Regions from separate parts of the Homo sapiens genome. Here region 1 is linked to region 2. The links are chromatin loops, found by intact Hi-C in ENCODE. Cell type or tissue: B cell. All regions are shown on one strand.

Region 1 (8,000 bases), 260 kb after region 2:
ATTTTTACTTTTTAAATAAGTTTTCTTCTCTCTCAGAGTTTAAATGTGCTCAAAGTCTGTTTCTTTTTTTTATATATTTTTCTTATGCTCTAGAACCAACTCCTTCATGAAGGAATCAGCTACTTCTTATTTATTTTTCTTTTCTTTTCTTTTTTTTTTTTTTTGAGACAGGGTCTTGCTCTATCGCCCAGGTTGGAGTGCAGTGGCGTGATCATAGCTCACTGCAACTTCTACCTCCCCAGGCTCAAGTAATTCTCCCACCTCAGCCTCACATGTAGGTGGGACTACAGGTGCATGCCACCACACCCAGCTAGTGTTTTTATTTTGGTAGAGACAAGGTCTTTGTTTTTGTTTGTTTGTTTGTTGTTGTTGTTTGAGATATAGTCTTGCTCTGTTGCCCAGGCTGGAGTGCAGTGGTGCGATCTCGGTTCAAGCGATTCTCCTGCCTCAGCCTCCTGGGTAGCTGGAATTACAGGTGTGTACCACCATGCCCGGCTAATTTTTATATTTTTAGTAGAGACAGGGTTTCGCTATAGTGGCCAGCTGGTCTTGAACTCCTGACCTCAAGTGATCCACCTGCCTTGGCCTCCCAAAGTGCTGGGGTTACAGGTGTGAGCCACCATACCCAGCCAAGGTCTTGATATATTGCCCAGGTTGGTCTTGAACTCCTAAGCTCAATGATCCTCCCACCTTGGCCTCTCAAAAGTGCTGGGATTACAGGTGTTAGTCAACTGCCTGATTTTTCTTATTTTATAGCATCATGTTTGTTCTTCTTTTATAGATCCGCTGTTGTAGATTTCTCTAGAATGCTAATTAGCGGTCTTGTTGTACTCTTCTGTACCCTGCATTATATCTGTTTTCTATTTGTTCATCTTGGTTTTTCTCTTTCATGCTGAAGGCTCTGTTGGTGCTTCTTGCCTATTTGTTCACATTTTTTTAATGAGGAAATGAAATGTTTGATTAGGAGTTCTCTGTGTGGGCAGGATCTGTCACCAACAGACTTTGCTTTGGGTGAGCAGGTGGGAACCCAGCCATGGTTCTGGGAATCCTGAAATGCCAGCATGTGGAGGACCTAAATTTGGGACACCACACATTCTCACTTCCCTGATTTTCCCCAGAAAGCTTATTCAGTTTTCTAAAGAGAAAAATACTATGGAATGTCATGTTATGTTTTACATGATCTCACCTAGAGAGAAACAGCTGACTATAGATCCCCTCTGCACATCACTGTGGTGCCATATTCCATCCCCTCCCCCTTCCATAACAGCCTCCAAATGTTGACCACCTAGGAGGCCCAAGAACTATAATAGGTACTTGACATAGATCACCTCACAACTACCCAGGAAGGTAAATACTAGTATCCCTATATTCCACAAGGGTAAATTGAGCCTTAGAGAGGTTAAATAAAACATCCAGGGTCACACAGCCGATGAGAAGTGAAGGGAGAATTTAAACTCGTATCTCTCTAACTCCAAAAGCCATATGAATCCCAGCTACTTGGGAGGCCAAGGCAGGAGGATGCCTGGGCGCTGCCTCTGCTGTTGACAGAAATGGAGGGAGGCTGCTGAGTGAGTGTCAGAACCCTTCTCTTAAGTTTCTGATGTCATCCAAGGTCACTCAGCAGGTTAGAACTTTGAGTTCGCAGCCATTTTCCAATTCTGAGGTTGCTTCAAACCTTTCTGCCTTGGAGCTCTTATTTCTGAAAAAATAATGAATAAAAGAATCATCACAGTTCCCTTTTAGGGTCGGCTAGTGTCAGGTCATACAAGAAAAGGGCTTGGGATGGTTAGTTTTAAAACAAAGTGATCCAGTAACTCCCTGATGACTTTTATTGATTCTTACTGTTTGATATAACTTGCCATTTGCTAGCAAGTCTGCTTGCAGAAAGAAATGAAGAAAACATTCCCAACCAGAAGGTGGAAAGCTTCTCCTTAACACATCAATTTTACAGTTGTGAGAGACAAATATGTTTAATAACACATATATATTATTAAAGATAGGACATTCTCCCCACCCCAACACACACCTCTTCAGAAATTATTTTCTGATCTACAGAAGGGGGAGCAATTTGTACTCAGGAAAATAAACTTCTGGTATGCATTTAAAAAGTGTTTCATGTATTGTTTCTTGGCCTTTTGGTTAAGATCAAGTGTAAAAAGTGATTCGTGTATGCATTCTTAAAACAGAAATGATTCCATTAAATAAGGTAAATTGGGCCGGGTGAGGTGGCTCATGCCTGTAAAACCCTGCACTTTGGGAGGCTGAGGTGGGCAGATCACTTAAGGTCAGGAGTTCGAGACCAGCCTGGCCAACATGGTGAAACACCATCTCTATTAAAAATATAAAAATTAGCTGGGCATGGTGGCAGACACCTGTAATCCCAACTACTCAGGAGGCTCAGGCAGGAGAATCACTTGAACCTGGGAGGCAGAGGTTGCAGTGAGCTGAGATCACGCCACTGCACTCCAGCCAGCTTCCAAGAGGGTCTCCTATGATCCCCAGCACCTGGAATTCATGCCCTTGGGTAGTCAGTCCCAGGGCTAACCATGTAACCATTAGGACATTGAGGAAATGATGTGCAGCTTCCAAAACTAGATCATAAACCATATTGTGGCTTCCACTGTATTTCCATTGGAGTTCTCACTCTGGAGGAAGCAGCTACCATATCGTGGGAGAGACTGAAACGGTCCAATGATGAGATCCAGGAGGTGAGGAAGCCTCCTCCCAGCAGCTATGTGAGTGAACATCCTGGAAGTGGATACCCCAACCCAGTCAGGTGTTCAAATGACTGCAGACACAGCCACCATTTCACAGCAGCCTCAACAAAGAGACCCCAGGCTCATACCATCTAGCCAAGAGGCTTTGAATTCTTGACCCACAGAAACTTTGAGATAATACATATTTATTATTCTTAACTATATTTGGGGGTTATTTGTAACACAGCAGTAGATAATTGATTCAGTGACTCACAGTAAACAAGGTGAAAGAGATTCAGATGTGGATTTGAAATAAAAGGGAGTCCCCGTATTGAGAATTTTTAACCTTTAGAACATATGACAAAGCTCTGTCGATTAGGTAGGGCTGATTTCACTCACTGTTCTCCTCTGTGAATGTACACATCCCCCTCATCCATACCGCTCTATGCACTAGACTGTAATTATACTATTCCAGGGATTGTCATTGTGCACTATCATTATAAAAATGCTGAGGGTGGGAGACAAGCTGAGAGCTGGGAGACGGGTCTTCCTACAAAGCAGCCCCAAACACAACTGAAAACAAGGTCAAGACTTCGAATCCAACAGTGAGCATTAGCCTAGCCATCTTCCAGTTCATACCAGTGGAACGGAAGTTATCAGTCCTGTGTTTCCAAAATGCTTTCCAGCAACAGGACCTCCAGGTGTTGAAACCATGCTGGGCTGAGTGCCAGCCTTTTGAACTGCAAATTACCCTGGGGTTCTGTGGGAAGCAAACTTGGGCGCCCTCTGGTGCCCTTCTGGTGAACTACACCACCCAAACATTAACAATTATTTTATCAACAGGTTAGTCATCTATGAGTTAAATTACTAAAGTCCCTTTTCTGTACATACACAGTAGATGCAGCAGCTGGGAGTATGATTTCCGAAAAGAAAAACCGTACCTACATACTTTTTTTTAGCCAGTTGCAGATATTTTTCTTATTTATTGGATTAATTTTTTTATAGAGATGGGGTCTCCCTTTGTTGCCCAGGCTGGTCTCGAACTTCTGGGCTCAAGCGATCCTCCCAGCTTGGCTTCCCAAAGTGCTGGGATTATAGGCGTGAGCCACTGCCCCTGGCCCGGATGTTTTTCATTCTTTTTTTTTTTTTTTTTTTTGAGACGGAGTCTCGCTCTGTTGCCCAGGCTGGAGTGCAGTGGCTGGATCTCAGCTCACTGCAAGCTCCGCCTCCCAGGTTCATGCCATTCTCCTGCCTCAGCCCCCCGAGTAGCTGGGACTACAGGCGCCCGCCACCGCACCCGGCTAATTTTTTTGTATTTTTAGTAGAGACGGGGTTTCACCGTGTTAGCCAGGATGGTCTCGATCTCCTGACCTTGTGATCCGCCCGCCTCGGCCTCCCAAAGTGCTGGGATTACAGGCGTGAGCCACTGCGCCCGGCCAATTTTTCATTCTTTACTGCATTTATTTTATCTATACCTTAGCAGGGTGCAACTAATGGGTTATGGTTATTGATTGATTGTACAAATTTTAATAGAACCCTTACAATTTCATCAGTCTAATTATGGGAAGCCTTAGAGAAGTGGCTGCAAAATTTGTTAAATTTCACTTGAGAGCTAGAATACCAATGCTTGACTCAACTCCTGTTTTCATGTTTGCTGGTTTCAGAAGCCCCTGAGGCAAGATTTCGGGTAGGAACTATCAGTTGTTTACCCTCCCCACCTAGCACCCACTATTTCATCATCTTCCCTGCCTTTGTCTGTCTTTTGGGTAGGAGAGGGCAGTCACAGGGCAAAGTATTCACAAGAAGATACAAAAGGGTGGCTGCAGATGCATACATGAAGAACTTTAAATGAAGACAATCTGTGATGATGCACCTGTGTTTTGCACATTACGTACTTAACTGCTGAAAGAATACGTTCATAGTAAACACATGCTAACCACTCTGGCCATGTCAGAATGCCTACACAATAATAACCGCATCAGACTTAATGTACCAACAGCCCCACTTCCATCCCCAACGGAATGCTTGGTATCTTTCTGCAAAGGAAAATTTGGAAGCAAGACTGCCTCTCTTTCCACTTAGCCAGCAGGAATTTCAATAATAAGATGCGGCAGCATCCATTGACTTTGTACCACCTGTCTTTTATTGTAAGTGTTCACCCTAACGGTTTTTATTAACGCTTTGGCTTCCGTCGCTAAGCAACGTGCCACGTTGGGGCTCTTCGCCAGACTACACCTGTACAAATGTCAGCCTCATTCTCCTGGCTCTGAAGGAAACGTGACCGTTCCCCAAACATGCTCTTTATGGTTGCTTCCTCCTGTTCTTTTTCTCCTTCCCTGAACCGCTCCCAATAGAGACAGGTTGGCGCTTCAGTGCATCTCAGATCCTCTGGCGCCCGGGCGCCCCCTCCCGGCGACACCTCCCGGCTGTGAGCGCGCGGGAAGAGGCCAGAGGCAGGGCCTCTCACCTGCTCGGACTGCAAACCACAAAGCGTCTCTTTTTTTTTTTTTTTTTTTTTTTTTTTTTTTTTGAGGGGCGGAGGTGGTCATTTTTATGTTCCCTGGGCAAAGCGAGCAGCCGTTTGGCTTATAAAATAGCAACGACTGCAGTGGCCCACACTGTCATCACGAAATGCCGCCTCTTGTCATGGTCCCCGGAAAACAGGGTTGAGGAGGAGGAGGAGGAGGAGGAAATGGATAATGCCGATGAGTTACTTTTTTTTTTTTTTAATTTGGGTATGTTCGAGTACATTCTGGTCTGAATGGCGGTGGAGGGGAAGGTAGAAAGGAGGCGTCTGCCGAGCAGCATCCGCGCGGAGCGAGCTGCGGTCCTCGGGACCCCGCAGCAGGAGCCACGAGCCCGCCCCGGCGTCCGAGCCCTGCAGGCGAGGCCAGGCTTGGCGCGGAGGGACCTCAGCGTCCGGGGAGCGCTCGCTGTCTTTGAGTTCCTGCTGCCAGAGCCGGGCCTCCTCTGCTCTCCGCAGCCTCGCAGGGAGGGCGCAGGGGCGAGTCCTGGGCGGGCAGGGCAGCCGCGCCCGCCAGAGAGACAAAGGCCAGGGGGTCTCTGGCCGCAGCACTTTCCAGCGCCGCCCGGTCCTCACACAGAAAACTCTTCTAGCTCTGCGGGTGCGGCTCTAAACGGTAATGTTTGCATTTTCTCTAGGGTGATCCGCAGAGGGGGCCAAGCCATAAGTCCCCTCCAAAAGTCTATATGTGTTCATCGCATGTTTACCAGAAGATTTGACACTACACCAAAAAGCACACAGACAAACACCTTAGAAGTATCACCGTAAAAACGGTTATCTTTCCAGCCAAAAGTCTTGAAATGTGTGGCTCCTAGCGGCAAGCAGCAATGGGATAGTCGCCAGGGTCCTTTTACCCTGTTTAGAAGGTTGGGGAGGCTGAAGAACATCGCCTGCAGGCCTGGTGGGGTGGCTGACGCCTGTAATCCCAACGCTTTGGGAGGCTGTGGCGGCAGATCACTTGAGGTCAGGAGTTCAAGACCAGCCTGGCCAACATGGTGAAACCCCCGTCTCTACTAAAAAAAAAAAAAAAAAAAAAGAGGCCGGGTGCGGTGGCTCGCGCCTGTAATCCCAGCACTTTGGGAGGCCGAGACCGGCAGATCACGAGGTCAAGAGATCGAGACCATCCTGGCCAACATGGTGAAACCCTGTCTCTACTGAATATACACGGCCTCCCAAAGTGCTGGGATTACAGGCGTGAGCCATGGCGCCCGGCCTTCTTTTTCATTTTTGAGACAGAGTCTCATTCTTTCTCCCAGGCTGGAGTGCAGTGGCATGATCTTGGCTCACTGCAGCCTCCGCCTTCCAGTTTCAAGCGATTCTCTGCCTGAGTCTCCTGAGTAGCTGCGATTACAGGCGGGTGCCACCGTGCCCTGCTTATATTTTATTTTATTTTTTATGTTATGTTATGTTATGTTATGTTATGTTATGTTATGTTATGTTATGTTATTTTTTGAGATGGAGTTTCTCTCGGTCGCCTAGGCTGGAGTGCAGTGGCGGGATTCGGCTCACTGCAACTTCCGCCTCCTAGGCTCAAGCAATTCTCCTGCCTCAGCCTCCCGAGTAGCTGGGACTACCGCTACACCACGCCCGGCTAATTTCTGTATTTTAGTAGAGAAGGGGTTTCACCATGTTGGCCAGGATGTTCTCGATCTCTTGACCTCGTGATCTGCTGGCCTCAGCCTCCCAAAGTGCTGGGATTACAGGCGTGAGCCACCGCACCCGGCCTTATTTATTTATTTATTTATTTATTTATTTATTTAGTAGAGATGGGGGTTTCACCATGTTGGCCAGGCTGGTCTTGAACTCCTGACCTCAAGTGATCTGCCGCCTCAGCCTCCCAAAGCGTTGGGATTACAGGCATGAACCACCCCACCCGGCCATACCCAGAGTTTCTTATTTTCAGATGAAACATTTTGCTTGATGCCAACATTCTTGTTAGATGTTTTTGTTTGTTTTTTGTTTTTAAGACAGGGTCTTACTTTGTCACCCAGGCTGGGGTGCAGTGGCATGATCTCGCCTCACTACAACATCTGTCTCCCAGGTTCAAGCGATTCTCCCACCCCAGCCTCCCTAGTAGTTGGGACTACAGGTGATGACCTCCATGCCCGGCTTTTGTTTGTTTGTTTGTTTGTTTTGTATTTTTGGTAGAGATGAGGTTTCACCATGTTGCCTACCAGTTCTGGGATTACAGGTGTGAGCCACCATGCCTGGTCTTGTTAGGTTTTAAAGCCCATATTGTTTTCTGATCTGATTTTTTGTTTTGTGCTTTATAAAGCAAATATTTATGAAGTATCCACAATGAAGTACCCACAAAATGTGTTCTTAAAGTGAAAGCTAAAATAGAGCCCTTGTCCCTGCTTTCATGGTCCTTCTGTTCTAATGGATGTCATTCTGATGGGGGCTACGGTAACAGCAAGTCAGGGTCTCACCCATCAGAAGGTAATGGTATGTCAGTCGGGAGGCGGGATAGAGTGTCGGGCACTGCTATTTAGATGGTTCTTTAGGAAAGCCCTTCCTGATAAGAGAGCAGAGACCCTAAGAAATGAGAGTGTAGGCTGGGCGCAGTGGCTCACATCTGTAATCCCAGCACTTTGGGAGGCCGAGGCAGGTGGATCATGAGGTCAGGAGTTCGAGACCAGCCTGGCCAGCACAGTGAAACCCCACCTCTACTAAAAATCCAAAAAAAAAAAAAAAAAAAAAATTAGCCAGGCGTGGTGGCACATGCCTGTAGTCCCAGCTACCTGGGAGTCTGAGGCAGGAGAATGGCTTGAACCTAGGAG
Region 2 (8,000 bases):
CATAACCCATCTTCCCTTCACGGTCCCATCTGGGTCTCCTCTGCACCTCTCCCTGACCACTTGCTTTTCTCCCTCCACATACAAACATGCTCAAGGCTTTCCCACATTCAAAAACAAAAGAACAGGAACATTGAACCTTCCTTCAAAGACAAGGTTAGATGGACTTAAAGCTCATCTGCTGGCCAGGCACAGTGGCTCATGCCTGTAATCCCGGTACTTTGGGAGGCAGAGGCGAGCGGATCACCTAAGGTCAGGAGTTCAACACCAGCCTGACCAACATGGTGAAACACCATCTCTACTAAAAATACAAAATTAGCCAGGTGTGGTGGTGGGCGCCTGTATCGCAGCTATTCAGGAGGCTGAGGCACGAGAATCACTTGAATCCAGGAGGTGGAGGTTGCAGTGAGCCAAGATCACGCCATTGCACTCTAGTGTGGGCAAAAAGAGCGAAACTCCACCCAAAAACAAACAAACAAACAAACAAAAAACTCATCTGCCATAGAAAATTCTGAAACAGACATATATATAAAGATAGCATTTCAAATCAGTGGGAAAAAAATAGATTACTCAATAAATGGTGTTGAGACTACTGGGTAGACATGTGGGGGAAAAAAATACATTAGATCTCTGTAAATCAAAATAAACTCCAGATAGATTAAACCTTTCTTTCCCCTGGGGCAGAGTCTCGCTCTGTTTCCCAGGCTGGAGTGCAGTGGCGCCACATCAACTCACTGCAACCTCCGCCTCCCAGGTTTAAGCAATTCTCCTGCTTCCGCCTCCCCAGTAGTTGGAATTACAGGCGCACGCCACCACACCTGGCTAATGTTTGTATTTTTAGTAGAGACAGAGTTTCACCATGTTGCCCAGGCTGGTCTTGAACTCCTGACCTCAAGTGATCCACCTGCATTGGCCTCCCAAACTGCTGGGTTTACAGGCGGAGCCACTGCAACTGTATCACATATATATGATACAAAATAAAAGTCTTTTCGGTAATGTTGAAATTGGCAAGAACTTTCTAAGAATAACATAACATCCAGAAGCCCTAAAATAAAACATTGATAGGCCGGGCAGGGTGGCTCGCGAGGCAGGGTGGCTCGTGCCTGTAATCCCAGCACTTTGGGAGACCCAGGTAGGTGGATAACCTGAGGTCAGGAGTTCGAGACCAGCCTGACCAACATGGAGAAACCCCGTCTTTACTAAAAATACAAAACTAGCAGGGCATGGTGGCGCATGCCTGTAATCCCAGCTACTCAGGAGGCTGAGGCAGGAGAATCGCTTGAACCCAGGAGGCAGAGGTTGCAGTGAGCCAAGATCACACTATTGCATTCCAGCCTGGGCAACAAGAGCAAAACTCCGTCTCAAAAAATAAAAATAAAAATAAATTTAAAAATAAAACATTGATAAATTGGTATATATTAAAGAAAAATTCTGCATAGAAAGCATAATCAAAAGACATGAATATTTGCAACTCACATCACAGACAAAAGCCTAAGTTCTTAGCATTTAAACAGCTGATAAAAATAAGAAAATAAAAAAGAACCAGCAAGCTAATAGATAAATGGGCAAAGAATCTGAACACGATTCACAAAAGCAGGTAGTGGGAAATTGGCTCTCTCATGCATTGACAGTCAAATATAAATTAGTGTGGCTTTTTTGTTTTTTTTCTTTTTTAGATGGAGTCTCGCTCTGTCTCCCTACAGTGGCGCGATCTGGGCTCACCACAACCTCTGCCTCCCAGGTTCAAGCAATTCTCCTGTCTCAGCCTCCTGAGTAGCTGGGACTACAGGCACGCACCACTGCGCCCAGCTAATTTTTGTATTTTTAGTAGAGGCGGGGTTTTACCACATTGGCCAGGCTGGTCTTGAACTCCTGACCTCGTGATCTGCCCATCTTGGCCTCCCAAAGTGCTAGGATTACAGGCGTGAGCCACCACACCCGGTGGTGTGGCCTTTTAAAGCCCATTAAAAGAGGCCTGGTTAAATACATTGTTACCTCCATTCTACCTCTATTCTACACTGCTATTTAAAAGAATGAGTCAGTTCTATATATCCATCTCCAAGATATAATAAGAATACTGAAGTGTAGAATCATGTGTTACCAAAAAAAAAAGTAAGGAGGGCCTACTCGGTGCTCTCTCCACTTGGATGATCCGCGAGCACTTCAAACACACACAGCAGGACCAAAGGATAATTCAATATTTGCTTTAAATCAAAATCTGCCTATAGAAGCAAAGAATATCTCTGGGAGAAGGCACAAGAAACCAGTAAGTATAGCTGTCATATTCCAACCTCTTCCCCTAATATTCCCTCTTTCTATGAATCAGAAGCACAGACAACAAAGTCGCCCAATCCAGGGCCGGAGAGTCATTCTGGAACTTGGTTAAGAACGTAATGCCATAGAAACAAATCTGTAAAATTCAAATTTGATGACATTACTCACCTACTTAAAGTCATTCATTTCTGCCACCCTCCTCACACCCCTTCCCTCCCTCCCCCTGCCCAGTGAAGAGCCTGTTCCTGCAAGGAGGTGCCTACCATCTCTGCTCTGGATGCTTGCAAATGTCCCGAAGAGGCTTTCGTATGTGGTCTAATACTGATAGCTGCTTCTCAGGTTTTTCCGCCAGCACTGTCTGTGTACCTGCTTCTGCCTGAAGAGCTGTTTGGAAGGTAGCAAGCATATGAACCTAAATGAAGACAGGAATTACTACATGTTATTCTCTGGTTTATTTTGATGACAAAGTCCCCCTACTGATAAAACATTGCATTATTTCATCTTTCAACCTTGAGGGACAGAATCCTTGAAGACCCAGCTCAAAAATGTTCTCTAGCGCCGGGCGCGGTGGCTCATGCCTGTAATCCTAGCACTTTGGGAGGCCGAGGCCGGCAGATCACGAGGTTAGGAGATCGAGACCATCCTGGCTAACACGGTGAAACCCCGACTCTACTAAAAATACAAAAAAATAGCCAGGCGTGGTGGCGGGCGCGCGCCTGTAGTCCCAGCTATTAGGAAGGCTGAGGCAGGAGAATGGCGTGAACCCGGGAGGCGGAGCTTGCAGTGAACCGAGATCGTGCGACTGCACTCCAGCCTGGGCGACAGAGCGAGACTCCCTCAAAAAAAAAAAAAAAAGGCCCCTAGCTCGATAGCTTACACAGCTTTCCCAGCCAGTAGGTCACCCCACTGTCATTCTTCCATTAGCTCTTGGGACTGTTATGCGCTGTTTACTTGTTTTGCAACGGATTATGAACTGCGTGAAGGCAATATCCTATCTTTTGTATTAGTATTATTTCTAGGGCCTAGCTGAAATATAATAGATACTCAGTGAACTTTGTAGGAGGGAGGGAGGGATGGATACATTAAAAGAAATGGAGAAAGTCTTCTTAAATCCTAACAGTACAAACTTGAGTTCTTTTCTAGGTGAGGTAGACCTGGAAATGTTAGCGATTCCACAAGGCGGCACTAGAGTTCCACCTGTCTCCCTCCGCCGAGAAAAGCCGGAGCCAACTAAGTCTTGCCCCGGCTGGTACCTTGTAGCAGATGCCTGCTTTAGCCGAGTAAGCCAAGAAAAATGATTTGAATGAGGACTGAGGGAGGAATGAGTGCAGGGAGGCCACAACACTGTTATGGTAAAGAAATGATCATTTTAAAGGGACTTCAATAGAAAGCCCCCCACCCCCATCTCTGGACAACATCCTACTCCTAGCGCTGGGAGCCATGTATCCAAACAATAGGGTATTCTTTTCTCAGTCCAGTTTTTCCGCCTCCTCTAATTAAGCAAAACACTAAGGCTCATAAAATATTGGGTTATCATTCTAGCTCCACAGTATTTCCCAATTGAGTGCTCTCTTCCTTATTCCATGATAGATCACAGCTGTCACAAATATTACCATTTCCTCCTTGGTAACCTCCCAAGAGGTCACTGAAACTTTCATCCTGGACCTCTGAACCCTAGATTTCTGTGTAGGCTGACAAGAAAGAAAAAAAATCCTTTTAAATTTCAAATATATATGTAACTCCTATGAGAGACCTGGAAATGTAACCATGGAAACCAGAGCATGAGTGTAACCATGGAGACCCATTGAAACCAGCTGGGCCATTACCATCTAGAAGCTGGTGGGGATGTGGCAATTAGAAGGACTGTTAGCCCTAGTTAATGTGGTCAAGTGATGTCAATTGTTTAGGTGAGTGTTTTACAGACATTTAAGTAATTTCTGGGTACTGCCAATGCTTTAAAATGTTCGACAGAAGGCCTTTTCATAGGACTTCCTATGTTAGACTAATTTCTGAAGGATCCTCCACATCTTTCTCCCCAACCCTCTTACCACACCTCCAGAGTCATGACTTAATCAGTCATTCATTCAGCAGACACACGCTAATTGCCTTGTAATCACCTTGGTGTGCTGGGCACTACTGGATCCCATCGTATACATTATATAATATGGTGTATATACAGATATATACATTATCTGTATATATCCCAGTTCATATACATTGTCTGTCCTAGCAGCTTTAATGCCCAGGCAAATCCTGAATAAAAGGGTCCATTTATCAAGAGGCTTCTTTACCAGAATCTGTCAGAATTTGGGTTTGTGCTTTCAGTAAGTGAGATGAGAACTAGACTTCTTTCATTTTGAAGGAAATGTTCATTATTCCAATGTCATAGAAGTCCTTCACAAAGTCAGACCATTCTCTCCGTCCCATTTCTTTTCTTCTTTCCCTGTGTGCATTACAACCCCATCACTCCTCTGGCAACCACAGGTTCAAAGGCCTTGATGACAGTTTGTCAGGGGAGCTGCTTTGTTGTGTGTTTTGAACACCAGTGTGGTGAAAAGGTAGAGTGCAGTGTCAAATCACCTGTGCCTGCCACTTACCCGTGTGTCACCCTAGACAAGCTATTAAACCTTCCTAAGCCTCAAGTTTCCTCATCTATAAAGAGGAAATAAAACCAATCTCTTTAGGTTATTCAGTGACAACTTCACTCAACTGTGAAACTTTAAACTGCTACCAAGTTTTATCTTCTGGTTTTATCTTTACTTCCCGATATCACTCAGCAGTCTTTCATGTTCTTAGCCCTTTCTCCTATTTTACTCAACAGGTGGTCTAAATGTTTACAACTTCCAACAGTGCATTCAAAACCAGCCGAGCATGGTGGCTCACGTGTGTAATCCCAGCACTTTGGGGGGCCAAGGTGGGAGGATCACTTGAGCCTAGGAATTTGAGGACGGCCTGGGTGAGACCTAGTGAGAACCCATATCTACAAAACAAATTTTAAAATTAGCTGAGTGTGCCTGTAATCCCAGCTACTCAGGAGGCTGACGTGGGAGGAGGACTTGAGCCTGGGAGGTGGAGGTTGCAGTGAGCGAAGACTGCACCTCTGCCCTCCAGCCTGGGTGACAGAGTGAGATCCTATCTCAAAACAACAACAAACAAACAAACAACCATCTGTCTCAGCAGAAAATGATGGAGACAATGATGACAACCGCAGTTGTTGTATGAGGCTTATTATATACCAGACACTGTTCTAAGCACTTCACATATTTTAACTCATTTAATTCTTACCACAAGCCATTGAGGATTATTGTCATCTCCATCATACAGATGAGAAAACTGAGGCACAAGGTGTTAGGGAAATTTCCCAAGGTCATAAGCTACAGAATGGCAGAAAAAGCATTTGAACCCTAGTAGTGCCTGCAAAGTCTGCCCTTTCAGCCACTGTTCAATAGTCAGGCTTTCTCTAGTGATAATGTTCACTGTGAATAGAGTCCAACGGATATGAATGAACTCCCTCAGATGTCTCCTGTTCAACGCCAACATCTGCCTGCACTAACCCGCATCTTCATCAGCCCCTAGTCCATGTTTCAGAAGAAAAAACCAGCCTTCCTCTAATCCTCCCACCCCAATTTCAAGTTCCTTGCTCCCTCAGTTACCCCTTTGTTTCTGATCCCCAATCCTTCCTCTCACTTGGCATCTTCCTCTCAGTATGTCAGCAGGTGCAAGCCCATCCTGCCTTATATATTTTTTCCCCATTCTTGAACTTGGCTAAAATGTCCTACCTTACTTTTTAATTTTATTTTATTTTATTTATTTATTTATTAACTTATTTATTTTGAGACAGAGTCTCACTCTGTCGCTCAGGCTGGAGTGCAGCTCACTGCAACTTCTGCTTCCCAAGTTCAAGCGATTCTCATGCCTCAGCCTCCCCCAAGTAGCTAGGACTACAGGCACCCGCCGCCATGACTGGCTAATTTTTGTATTTTTAGTAGAGACAGGGTTTCACCGTGCGGCGCAGGCTGGTCTCGAACACCTGACCTCAAGTGATCTGCCCACCTCGGCCTCCCAAAGTGCTGGGATTACAGGCATGAGCCACCGCGCCCAGCCCCTACCTTACTATTTTCAACACCACTTGAGTCTCTCTGCTTGTTATCCTCTCTCCTCTCCACAGTCAAGTTCCTGGCTCGAGTTGTCTATGCTTGTCTCCACCCCTTCATCTCCCATGGGTGCTGCACCCTCTGAGGTCTGGTTTCCTCACTTTACTGCAGTTGCTCTCCCGGTGGCCCCCAAGGTTGCTAAAATAAATGGCTTTGTATTTATTTATTTTTATTATTTATTTATTTTTTTTTTTTTTTGAGATGGGGTCTCGCTCTGTCACCCAGACTGGAGTGCAGTGGCGCGATCTCAGCTCACTGCAAGCTCCGCCTCCCGGGTTCCTGATAAATGGCTTTTTAAAAGCCTCAGTCCCACTTCTCTCTGTAGCATTTAACTCTGTTGATCACTTTCTCCCCTTTAAAACCTTCGCCTCCCTTGGCCTGACCTTCTTCTGTGCTTCCACTCTGGATTTTCCTTCTCTGTCTCCTTTACTGGCTCCTCCCTCATGGCCTATTCCTTACTTTGGGGTATGCTTCTGGACCCTTAACCTGCTCTTCCTCTCTCTGGGCGCTGTCAGTATCATGTCTGTATCTTCAACTAAGCCTCCATTCTGAATTCACATCAATGGATAAAAATGGCAATTGACTATCTCAGCTGCGTGATCTGTGGACTCCCCATCCTCAACTCAACACTGCATCCACCCAGAAGCCCAAGTCACAATATCTGAAGTCATTCTCCAGTCCTTCATCCCTCTGACAGGCATCCCCATGACCCCTCATATATAGCTTTCTGTTCCTTGTCCTGACCCCTCCACTACTGCCTTAGTCATCCTTTCTCTCCTAAAATATTAAAATCACCTCACCAGTCTCCCTTCTCCTTAAGCCTCAACCGTAAGGATACCAGTGAGATCTTTCTAATATGCATATCACTCCATTCCACAAAACCAAAAGATCCCTAATGCCAACATAATGAAACCAATTCCTTTGCATATGACCTGACTCCCATCTCTCTCTCCAGCCTCACCAGTTGTCTGGCCACCTCCCTAACCCCTGCCTTTCTAGCACCGTGGCTACAGTACTGGGCCAGATGGAATGGCCCCAATCATGTCTCTCACACCTCCCTACTTGGCACATCCATTCCTTCTTTCTGGAACATTTCCCTAGGGTGTTCATCCGGCAGACTCCTCCCCCGTATTCTCTACTTCCTCTTTGCCACCGCCCTTCCCTCACAGGCCTGGCTTTCCTTGTGCCTTTTACATACTCTCATCCAACAATTCTCGCTTGCATTATAATCGTTGGACTCATCTATTTTCCTTTTTAGACTTACTAGTTCTTCAAGGACAAGTACTACTTATTTGTTGTCCTTGTATTTTTTGTCCCATCAGTGCCCCACAAAATTTCTCGACAACGGTAGACATTTACTAAACATTAGATATTAATATTGTTATCAAGGAGACAGCAGAGAAACTGCCTTGGCAGCTAACACTTTCCATCATTGTCACCACCATCAACATCAGAAAGCACACACCAAATGCCTCTGTAACTGAACAGAGACCTGACCATGTCGTAACTTAGACCAAGTTAGTAGAGATAGTATCCTCATGTGTGTGACGTACACTCATTGGTATACAGACCTCA

What was found. Peaks named below come from ENCODE experiments on the same cell type or tissue, not always from the same donor. Only the 100,000 strongest peaks of a DNase experiment are listed, where the experiment ranks them.
Region 1: a loop joins it to region 2, with 28 times the contacts of the local background. A loop is called at or near these places in 103 of 110 quality-filtered maps.

What each region holds. Positions count from the first base shown.
Region 1 is chr13:45,306,133-45,314,132 of GRCh38, forward strand. No RefSeq gene overlaps it. Among named protein-coding and RNA genes, the nearest start is that of SNORA31B, 26 kb to the right of the region's middle. RefSeq lists an enhancer at 3,113-3,805 and a silencer at 5,649-5,708. In B cell, CTCF peaks have their summits at 3,483 (motif pointing left), 3,683 and 5,117 (motif pointing left); DNase peaks (open chromatin) are centred at 3,469, 4,592 and 5,099; H3K4me3 peaks cover 1,281 bases; H3K27me3 peaks cover 2,145 bases.
Region 2 is chr13:45,044,059-45,052,058 of GRCh38, forward strand. It overlaps LOC105370188 (a long non-coding RNA gene), which reads right to left and starts at 3,956. Exons shown (of 3, transcript XR_941935.2): 1 at 3,885-3,956; 2 at 2,535-2,683; 3 at 2,108-2,407. It overlaps LOC107984596 (a long non-coding RNA gene), which reads left to right and starts at 4,089. Exons shown (of 3, transcript XR_001749861.1): 1 at 4,089-4,178. In B cell, CTCF peaks have their summits at 3,436 (motif pointing right) and 3,636; DNase peaks (open chromatin) are centred at 3,453 and 4,963; H3K4me3 peaks cover 515 bases; H3K27me3 peaks cover 443 bases.